Linked DNA regions of Homo sapiens: region 2 is linked to region 1. A link is an interaction called in ENCODE POLR2A ChIA-PET data of the cell type or tissue named here. Cell type or tissue: Caco-2. All regions are shown on one strand. Links, peaks and the distances in the headings refer to the core of each region. The heading gives the core; the rest is flanking DNA. Region 1 has its middle 9.5 kb from the start of TNS3. Region 2 overlaps TNS3 (tensin 3).

Region 1 (4,385 bases), core at 134-4,133:
CGGCCAAAAAATTTGACTTTTAAGAGTCCCATAGCAGCAGCCAAATGGTTCACAGAAAGCTCAGGTGCCACAGAGGCGCGTGGCCATGACCTGCTATGTTCAAATTCCTTTGCCATCTCCCAGCTTGCTCTCCGGAGCCAAGGGAGGGCAAGGTAAGGCTTCATCTTTTGTCCGTTGTAATGGGCGTTGGGTAGGTGCCTGATGCTGAGAAATTATTTACTGCTTCGCTTGGCTGGGGCTTTTCACTGGGGAGAGGAAGGTGGGACAGAGATAGGGGACCAGTAACTGCTGTGCCTCATCATGCTGGAACTCTGAAGATTTCCAGAGTGGAAGGAAAATAGTGGCATGATTGAATGTTTATTTACTTATTTAGAAATAAAAAGTAATGCTGCTGAAAAAAAAACAACCACCCCAACAGCAGCAATGCAGCAGCCTCTGTGGGCTAGCCCGGCATCAAAAAGACCAGGGCAGAGCTCCAGCTTCCTAATCAATGACACACTTCAAGGGAGTTCAGAGGCAGGCAGAGAGAGGGCGAGGGGACTTTTTTTTTTTTTTTTTTTTTTGAGACGGAGTCTGGCTCTGTCGCCCAGGCTGGGGTGCAGTGGTGCGATCTCGGCTCACTGCAAGCTCCGCCTCCCGGGTTCACGCCATTCTCCTGCCTCAGCCTCCCGAGTAGCTGGGACTACAGGCGCCTGCTATGTCGCCCGGATAATTTTTTTGTATTTTTTAGTAGAGACGGGGTTTCACCGTGGTCTCGATCTCCTGACCTAATGATCTGCCCGCCTTGGCCTCCCAAAGTGCTGGGATTACAGGCGTGAGCCACCGCGCCCGACCGGGACTTTCATCTGGGATCTGCAGAGTGTAAAAGTTGGCAACAGCCACGTTGGAGTGTGGTATGATGCTCTGTTTTATCATCATGTAAAGATGTAAATTCACGGCCGGGCACGGTGGCTCATGCCTGTAATGCCAGCACTTTGGGAGGCTGAGCTGGGTGGATCACCTGAGGTCAGGAGTTTGAGACCAGCCTGTCCAACATGGCGAAACCCTGTCTCTATTAAAAATACAAAAATTAGCCAGGCATGGTGGTGCGCGCCTTAGTCTCAGTTATTCGGGAAGCCGAGAAAGGAGAACTGCTTGAACCTGGGAGGCAGAGGTTGCAGTGAGCTGAGATCACTCCACTGCACTCCAGCCTGGGTCAGAGAGTGAGACTCTGTCTCAAAAAACAAAAACAAAAACAAAAACAAAAAAAAAAAACAACGGTGTAAATTCACAAAATAATCTGAGTCAGCCCTGGGGGGAGCCTGGGTTTTCTCCGGGTGCTATTTGGCAGCCTCTGAGCAAGGTGACTTTGGTCATTCTGGCCAGAAGGCCTTGAGAGCTACTGAGGCAGGTACAAGGGAGTAAAGTGGATCACGTACGTGTGTGGTCCGGCAAGGGCAGAGCTCCTTCCTTGCGCTTTATAATCTGGGCCACCCGTTGGAGAAACTCTTCTGCCCTTTGCATGGAAAGTGGATTTTCAGTGGAGATCCTTCAAAATACCTTCTCTGAAAACCATATTGTCTTGAGTTCAATGCTTCTGGTCGCCTCTCCAATTTTAAGAATATATTTGATTGCCACAGGTTTGCCCCCAAACCCCTCCTGAAGTCCATGTGGGTGAGTCTTGCGGAGCAGGGGCCCAGGCTGGTTAGGGCAGCCAGAGCTGTGATCTCAGAGCACGCAGTGCAGCTGAGGAATTCCGCAGATCAGAACGCTTTCCTTCAAACCCTTGGGAATATGCCCAGCTAAATTCTTGAACTAGTTTAAAAATCTGCAGATTTTTGTTTCCCAATGAAAAACAGTCTTTAACTACAAAAGAGGCTCAGGTTAATAATGCTCCAAGATAGCAAGGCACTCCCCTTAAATATGTACATTTTCCTTTCTCATGCAGTAAGTACAAAACCTGGAGGCTTTTTTTTTGTTTGTTTTTTAGCACATTCCTGGACCCAGCCCTGGAATTTAGAGGATCTGGGCTCAGGAATCTGAATGTTTAACCGCCCCCTCCTCCAATGTGATTTTCATGATCAGTCAGGTTTGGAATAAACACCTCGGGCAGATTTTTTGGCTTCGGGCGGAGCTAGGGAGGAGATGAAGCCAACTTCGGTAGCTTGCTTTGCTGCTGTCTTCTCTTGACAGCCCCTAATTCAGTGGTCATTATGTTTAGGGGATAAGCTGCCCCTGGGGTAGCACTGAGGGTGAGATAGTCATAGTGGCTACATTTGCACGAACTGCTCGACACAGTTCTAAATGGATCATAGAACATGTACTTAGTGTTCACAGCAGCCTGCTAGGATTGGTTCTGGTATCATCTCCATTTTTCACAGAAGAAGAAACTGAGGCACAGTTTCTCTGAGGCACAGAGAAATTAATGAACTTGCCAAAGCCACACAGTAAACACGCGTTCTGGCATTTTATGTTATTTTTATTTATTTACTTTAGAGATAGGGTCTCACTGTGCTGCCCAGGCTGGAGTGTAATGGCATGGTCATGGCTCGCTGCAGTCTCGAACGCCTGGTCTGAAGCTGTCCTCCCACCTCAGCCTCCTGAGTAGCTGGGACCACAGGTGAGCACCACCATGCCTAGCTATTTTGCCTACTCACATACTAATTATTGTTCATGTGCAATACCCAAGTCACATATCAACGTCATCATAGCTTGTTTCTCTTTGTTTCATAGATTGCTTTGTCCAAATTATCTTCTTGTTCATTGAAACCCTTTACAGTGAGGGAGATGGGGATTACTTTCTTGTTTTTTGTTTTGTTTTGTTTTGTTTTGAGACGGAGTTTTGCTCTTGTTGCCCAGGCTGCATTGCAATGGGACAATTTTAGCTCACCGCAACCTCCACCTCCCGGGTTCAAGCGATTCTCCTGCCTCTGGCTTCCGAGTAGCTGGGATTACAGGCACGCGTCACCACACCAGGCTAATTTTGTATTTTTAGTAGAGACGAGCTTTCTCCATGTTGGTCAGGCTGGTCTCAAACTCCTGACCTCAGGTGATCCGCCTGGCTCGGCCTCCCAAAGTGCTGCGATTACAGGCGTGAGCCACCGCCTCTGGCCGGCATTATTTTCTTTTCTCTTTTTCTTTCTTTTTTTTTTTTTTTTGAGACAGAGTTTTGCTCTTGTTGCCCAGGCTTCAGTGAAATGGCGTGATTTCAGCTCACTGCAACCTCTGCCTCCCAGGTTCAAGCGATTCTCATGCCTCAGCCTCCTGAGTAGCTGGGGTTACAGGCATGCACCACCATGCCCGGCTAATTTTTGTGTTTTTAGTAGAGACAGGGTTTCACCATGTTGGTCAGGCTGGTCTTGACCTCCTGACCTCATGATCCACCGGCTTCGGCCTCCTGAAGTGCTAGGATTACAGGTGTGAGCCACTGCGCCCAGCCCTGAGAAATAGTTCTTCTAATTGTCATCCAGTTTTCATCTGAGTCCTGTTGTTCTTTGGATATGTGTCCTAAGAGAGAGAAAGAAGAAGAGGGAAGGTGAGAAAGGGATAGGGAGAGAAGGATTGAGAAAGGGGGAGAGACAGTGAGGGGCAGGGGGAGAGAAGGAGAAAGGAGAGACAGGAAGAAAGATAAAGGGGAGAGAGAAAATTATGCCACTGTAATCTAAAGAGAGAGGAAGAGAGAGAGAGTGAGAGAGAGAGAGATGACAGAGGGAAGGGGGGAGAAGAAGGGAAGATGGAAGAAAGAAAGAAGTGAGAGAGAGAGAAAGAAAGAGAGAGACCATAAGAGAGAAGAGGAAAGAAAAGGAGAAAAAGAGAAGGAGAGGCAGAAAGGAAGAAAAGGCAGGGTCAGGGAGAGAAAGAAGGGGAGAGAAGAGGAGAGAGAGAGGGGAGGAAGGAGGGAGGGAGGGAGAGGGAGTGCCTGCTCACACAGGTGTCTCATGCCACTTCCACTCTGGCTGTCTTCCTGCTGTCAGATTCTTAGCTGCTCATTGCTCCCCCACAGGCTGTGCCAGCAACGTCCCAGGCCCAAGTATGGGAGTGAGCAGGATGCTGACCTAAGAACATCGCCACAGAGCTTTCTTCTCCAAGTCTAGACACAGCAGAGAACATTCTGGAATCCTACCCAGGAAACCAGAAGCAGACTCTTGCTATTTTTTTTTTTTTTTGAGATGGAGTCTCACTCTGTCACCCAGGCTGGAGTGCAGTGTCGTGATCTCCGGTCACTGCAACCTCCGTCTCCCAGGTTGAAGCAATTCTTCTGCCTCAGCCTCCCAAGTAGCTGGGATTACAGGCATGAGCCACCACGCCCGGCTAACTTTTGTATTTTTAGTAGAGACAGGGTTTCACCATATTGGTCAGGCTGGTCTCAAACTCCTGACCTCAGGTGATCCACCTGCCTCAGCCTC
Region 2 (4,385 bases), core at 305-4,304, 80 kb after region 1:
AGGCTCCTCACAGGAAAACGCTTTTGGTGGAGCCTACTTGCATGGAATGTCACTGACCCTCTCACTTGAGATTTTTCAGCTTTTCAGTTTTTGCAAGTTGATGGATGAAAAGTGATGTCTCCTTTTTATTATGTTTTTCATTCATCTGGTGATTACATGAGGTTGAACATCTAAAAAGATACAAAAAAGCTGCCTGCAGCATTTCTGTTTACTTAGCAAAGTAGCCTTTCAAATCCTTTGTTCATTGCTTATTTAAAAATTAGATTATTTTAGGGCGTGGTGAGGTGGCTTATGCTTGTAATCCCAGCATTTTGGGACGCCGAGGCGGGAGAATCGATCGAAACCGGGAGTTCAAGACCAGCCTGGGCAACAAAACAAGACCCCATTTCTACAAAAAATTTAAAAATTGGCCTGCACAGTGGCACGCGCCAATGGTCCCAGCTACCCTAGAGGCTGAGGCAGGAGGATTGCTTCAGCCTGTAAATTTGAGGCTGCAGTGAGCTATGATCATGCCACTGCACTCCAGCCTGGGTGACAGTGAGACCTCATCTCTAAAAAGAAAAAAATAAATAACATTTTGAAAATTAATAAATTTAAAAATCATTTTTTTAAATTTCTGAGACTTCACTATATTATGAATACTAAATCTTATCTGTGATATTAGGCAGAACTTTTGCCAATTTCTAATGACATTTGTCCTCAGAAAAGGTCAGTTTCTTATCTTTCCACTTTGTACATTGCAAACATTCCAGTCAGTTGCTTGTCTAAGTTTGTTTGTGGCCTGTTTGTCACGCAAAAGTTGTAATGTTTGGTTTGTTCAGATCTACTCATCTTTTCATTTAGTTCATACTCTTGTTCCTTGTTGTAGAATGTCTGCCCTTTTCCAAAGTCACAAAGATGTTCTCTGATATTTTATTCTAATAATTCATTTCAGCTTTTCCAATTCCGAATCAGTTCTATGATTGATGCATCTGAAATTCATGGTATTTCTGTTATTATTATGATGATGTTTTTCATGGAGTAACCAGTTTTCCCAGTTTTGTTGTCTGGCTCCTCCTTTCTGTCTGAGTTGTGAGGTCTCTCTCCAGTGTCATTTTCTCTCCTATAGATGAGGCCACCGCGCATGTCTGTCGGTCACAAAGTTTATTTCATACAACACAGAGTGCTGTATATCTGTTAGCCTTGCCTTTTGTAAGAACTCTCACATGTGAAATAGTTTGAGATCATAATTTTTCAATAGCTACCTAATATTTTGTTTGTATATATATGTAATTTTATCTTTTTATTGCTTAGGTAAACTATTCTTTTCATGGCAGAGAGGAATCTTGGCTATCACCCTGTTCTACTCCTAATTACAGAAGGGGAAATGTGTGCCAGAGGGGACATGACTGGCACGGATCCTTGGAGAGGGGCTGGAGTGAGCATGTGAGTTCAGACTCCTGAGGTCCCTGGACACCTGCTCCTGGTCCTGGTGTGTAGCTCATGGTAGATGTTTGCTTTAGTGGGCTCATGCATGTGGAGCCCCAGTTCTTGCACCAGGCACAGAAGAGCCTTTGCACACCAGCTCACTGGGTGTTCCAGTCCAGCTCTGGGAGGTGGGCTCTGCCCATCTAGAGCTGGGCTGGCAGCTGGTGTCACTGCTTAACCTGCTCTGTCGCCCAGGGCAGGCAGCTTCCGCTCTGTGCTGCAGTTTGCTGTTCGTGCAACGGAGTGAGAATGTGACTTTCTCCCTGGTCCCCATGGGAACAGGTGGAACAAGGCGTCTAAAGTACATGGAGCTTCGTGGAAGGCACCGTGGCAGCCAATAACGGGGCTGCATGGAAGGAGCCTCTCCCAGCCAGCAGGGCATGTGTCTTCTGCAGGGGGAGGTGCAGCGGCCGGCAGGCTCCGGGCAGTGTGCCTGGGCCCCGGTTCTGCAACCCAAGTTCTCCAGGTTCTTCTTGTGGGTCCAGCTCCGTGCTCAGAGGGGGAGGTTCCAGAAGCTGAGGCATTTTCCCTTGCTTCGTTTACAGGAGTGGGAAGGCCTTCGCCAGAAGCCCCTGGGAGAATTCACTTACCTTTCTGTTGGTCAAAGTTGGGTCCTTACCCCATTCTGAGAGCCTCAGGCAAGGAGAATGAACGGGGTTGCCCTCGCGCTGCGGGTCTCGGGCACCCACTGCTAGGGTCCTAGAAGACCCTAAAGGGCTCTTGTCAGTGTGGTTTGTATTCATCACGATTTACCCTATTAGAAATGGGAAACTGATGAGTATTTAAAATATTTAAGTCAGTTAAAAGCAATGGTAATGAACCAATTACATGTTAAAATGAACATAAGCTTAATAAAAAATAACTATGTTTCAAAACAACAAAATGAGAGGAGGTGCATTTTTTTTTGTGATTCTGTTATGCAGCCTTAATCAAGAGGCTGGTTACCCTTGCATGCAGTCTTCTGCAATGTTTGGTTTGAAGCGTCAAAGACAATCTAGCCCCATAAACATATCTACTTGGAAAAGGAGGCATTTTAATAGGCTTTTCCGGCCATTGTAGCTATTTCATTTTGATTCTACACCAGAACTCAAGTGACAGTTGCTTAAAGTTCAGTTTCACTGTGGAATCTGAAATTGTGTCAGTAGAGTTTTTCCTACGCTGTTTTATTAAAATCCACTGGCCTGTCTTGCACACCAAGTGCATCTTTTACCCGGTGTGGAACACCACGCACTGGACATTTGGAAATTATTGGTCCACTGACAATTTCGCAGAACTTCTAAATGTTGACATATTTGTTATACAATCTCAGGAAAATCCCCACATTTGTTAATAATATTGTTGATTTTAACAGAAATGTCCTAGGAGTTGTTAGGCCCTGGTGATGGGTACAAGTCTTTTTTTTTTTTTTTTTTTTAAAGACAGTCTTACTCTGTCACCCAGGGCACGATCTCGGCTCACTGCAACCTCTGCCTCCTGGGTTCAGGAGATTCTTGTGCCTCAGCCTCCCAAGTAGCTGGGATTACAGACATGCATCATCATGCCCAGCTAATTTCTTGTATTTTTAGTAGAGATGGGGTTTCACTATGTTGGCCAGGCTAGTCTCAAACTCCTGACCTCAAGTGATCTGCCCGCCTCAGCCTCCCAAAGTGTTGAGATTACAGGCGTGAGCCACCGCACCTGGCCTGGGTACTAGTCTTTTAAAATTCTAATTTTCACTTGAAATCTCAAATTTTGACATTGGTTTATGATGACAGACTCACTTCATTTTTGAGAAAATGACAAGCACTCGAGTCTGAATAACTGCATTTTGTCTGCTAGGAGTTCTTTCAAATAAAAATGACATCCCCTGAGAAGGTGGCTAGTTTAGCTGCCAGCTCACACAACTGCTATTCCAAAAAGGAGGCGGGTCTGCCTGGCTGAGGGTCAAAGTGAACACATACGTTTTGTCTTCTGGGCCTGTGTGCTTCAGAGATGGATTTTGGTGCGAAGTTCTTCTTCTGTTTTGCAGCCTCCCTTCTGGCCAGCACCTTCACAGCCCCGAATCCCTAAGTGGTGATCAGGTAATGAGGTCTCCATAGCTTGTGGGCCTGCTGGCTATGGGCTTCTGAAAGCAGACCTGGAACAGGTCAAGATTGGGACACAGTTGTCCAGCACGTGAATCCTCAGTCTCATCCACAAACCCCAGTCTCACATTAGTAAAACAGGCGAAGATAGGTAGCTTCTTTCCAGGGTGTGGTGGAAATTTGGCAATACGCATGCAGTTCAAACTTTTAGGTGCTGAGTGTATTAGCTGCCTGTTACTCGTGTTAGTGCTGCTATTGTGAGACCCTGGTCATGCACAACAGAGACGCTGTCCCTTGAGGAGCTTGCAGCCCATCGGGAGAGATGGACACAGGGAGATCATCATGATATGACAAGCCATGATGACCTGCCATGATGGTTCAGTGGCACAGAAGGGTGTCAACTCAGGAACGGAGGCAGCTGAGCCGGGCCCAGGAGGTGGGTGCAGGATGGCGTGAATGAGGAGGTGAGGTTGGTATGGGCAGGGTTAGGGCAGGCAGGGGTAGGGCAGGCAGGGGGCTGTCTCCTGTGGGCGGCAGGATAGGAAGCTGGGCCTGGGCACTGTTTGATTCATATTTTGTAATATGTCAGAAAGGCAGGGAGAGTATGGCTGGATGCAAACACTGAATTTGATGCACAGACGGGCTGGAGTCCCACCTTCATGGACCATGGCTGCCCCCTTGGCTGAGTCACCCTTACAGTTCCTCCCCGAGAGGTGCTTACGAGGAGCAAGTGCAGTAACATACGGGAAAGTATCTTGTACACTGCCTGGTGCGGTGCTGACCAGAGCTGGGCCACGGATAGATTGACGGTGGACTTGCTACTCTGAGGATTATCCATGCTGCTGACAATCGAGT

The links. Peaks named below come from ENCODE experiments on the same cell type or tissue, not always from the same donor. Only the 100,000 strongest peaks of a DNase experiment are listed, where the experiment ranks them.
Region 2: POLR2A ChIA-PET joins it to region 1 with 5 read pairs; 4 of 35 experiments call an interaction of 5 or more read pairs at or near these places.

The regions. Positions count from the first base shown.
Region 1 is chr7:47,589,429-47,593,813 of GRCh38, reverse strand. No RefSeq gene overlaps it. Among named protein-coding and RNA genes, the nearest start is that of TNS3, 9.5 kb to the right of the region's middle. In Caco-2, for the core only: a CTCF peak has its summit at 3,950; DNase peaks (open chromatin) are centred at 1,693, 2,053 and 3,973; H3K4me3 peaks cover 183 bases.
Region 2 is chr7:47,509,357-47,513,741 of GRCh38, reverse strand. The region is part of intron 2 of TNS3 (tensin 3); the gene reads left to right. Among named protein-coding and RNA genes, the nearest start is that of SNORD151, 47 kb to the right of the region's middle. In Caco-2, for the core only: no CTCF peak of the experiment used is centred there; no DNase peak of the experiment used is centred there.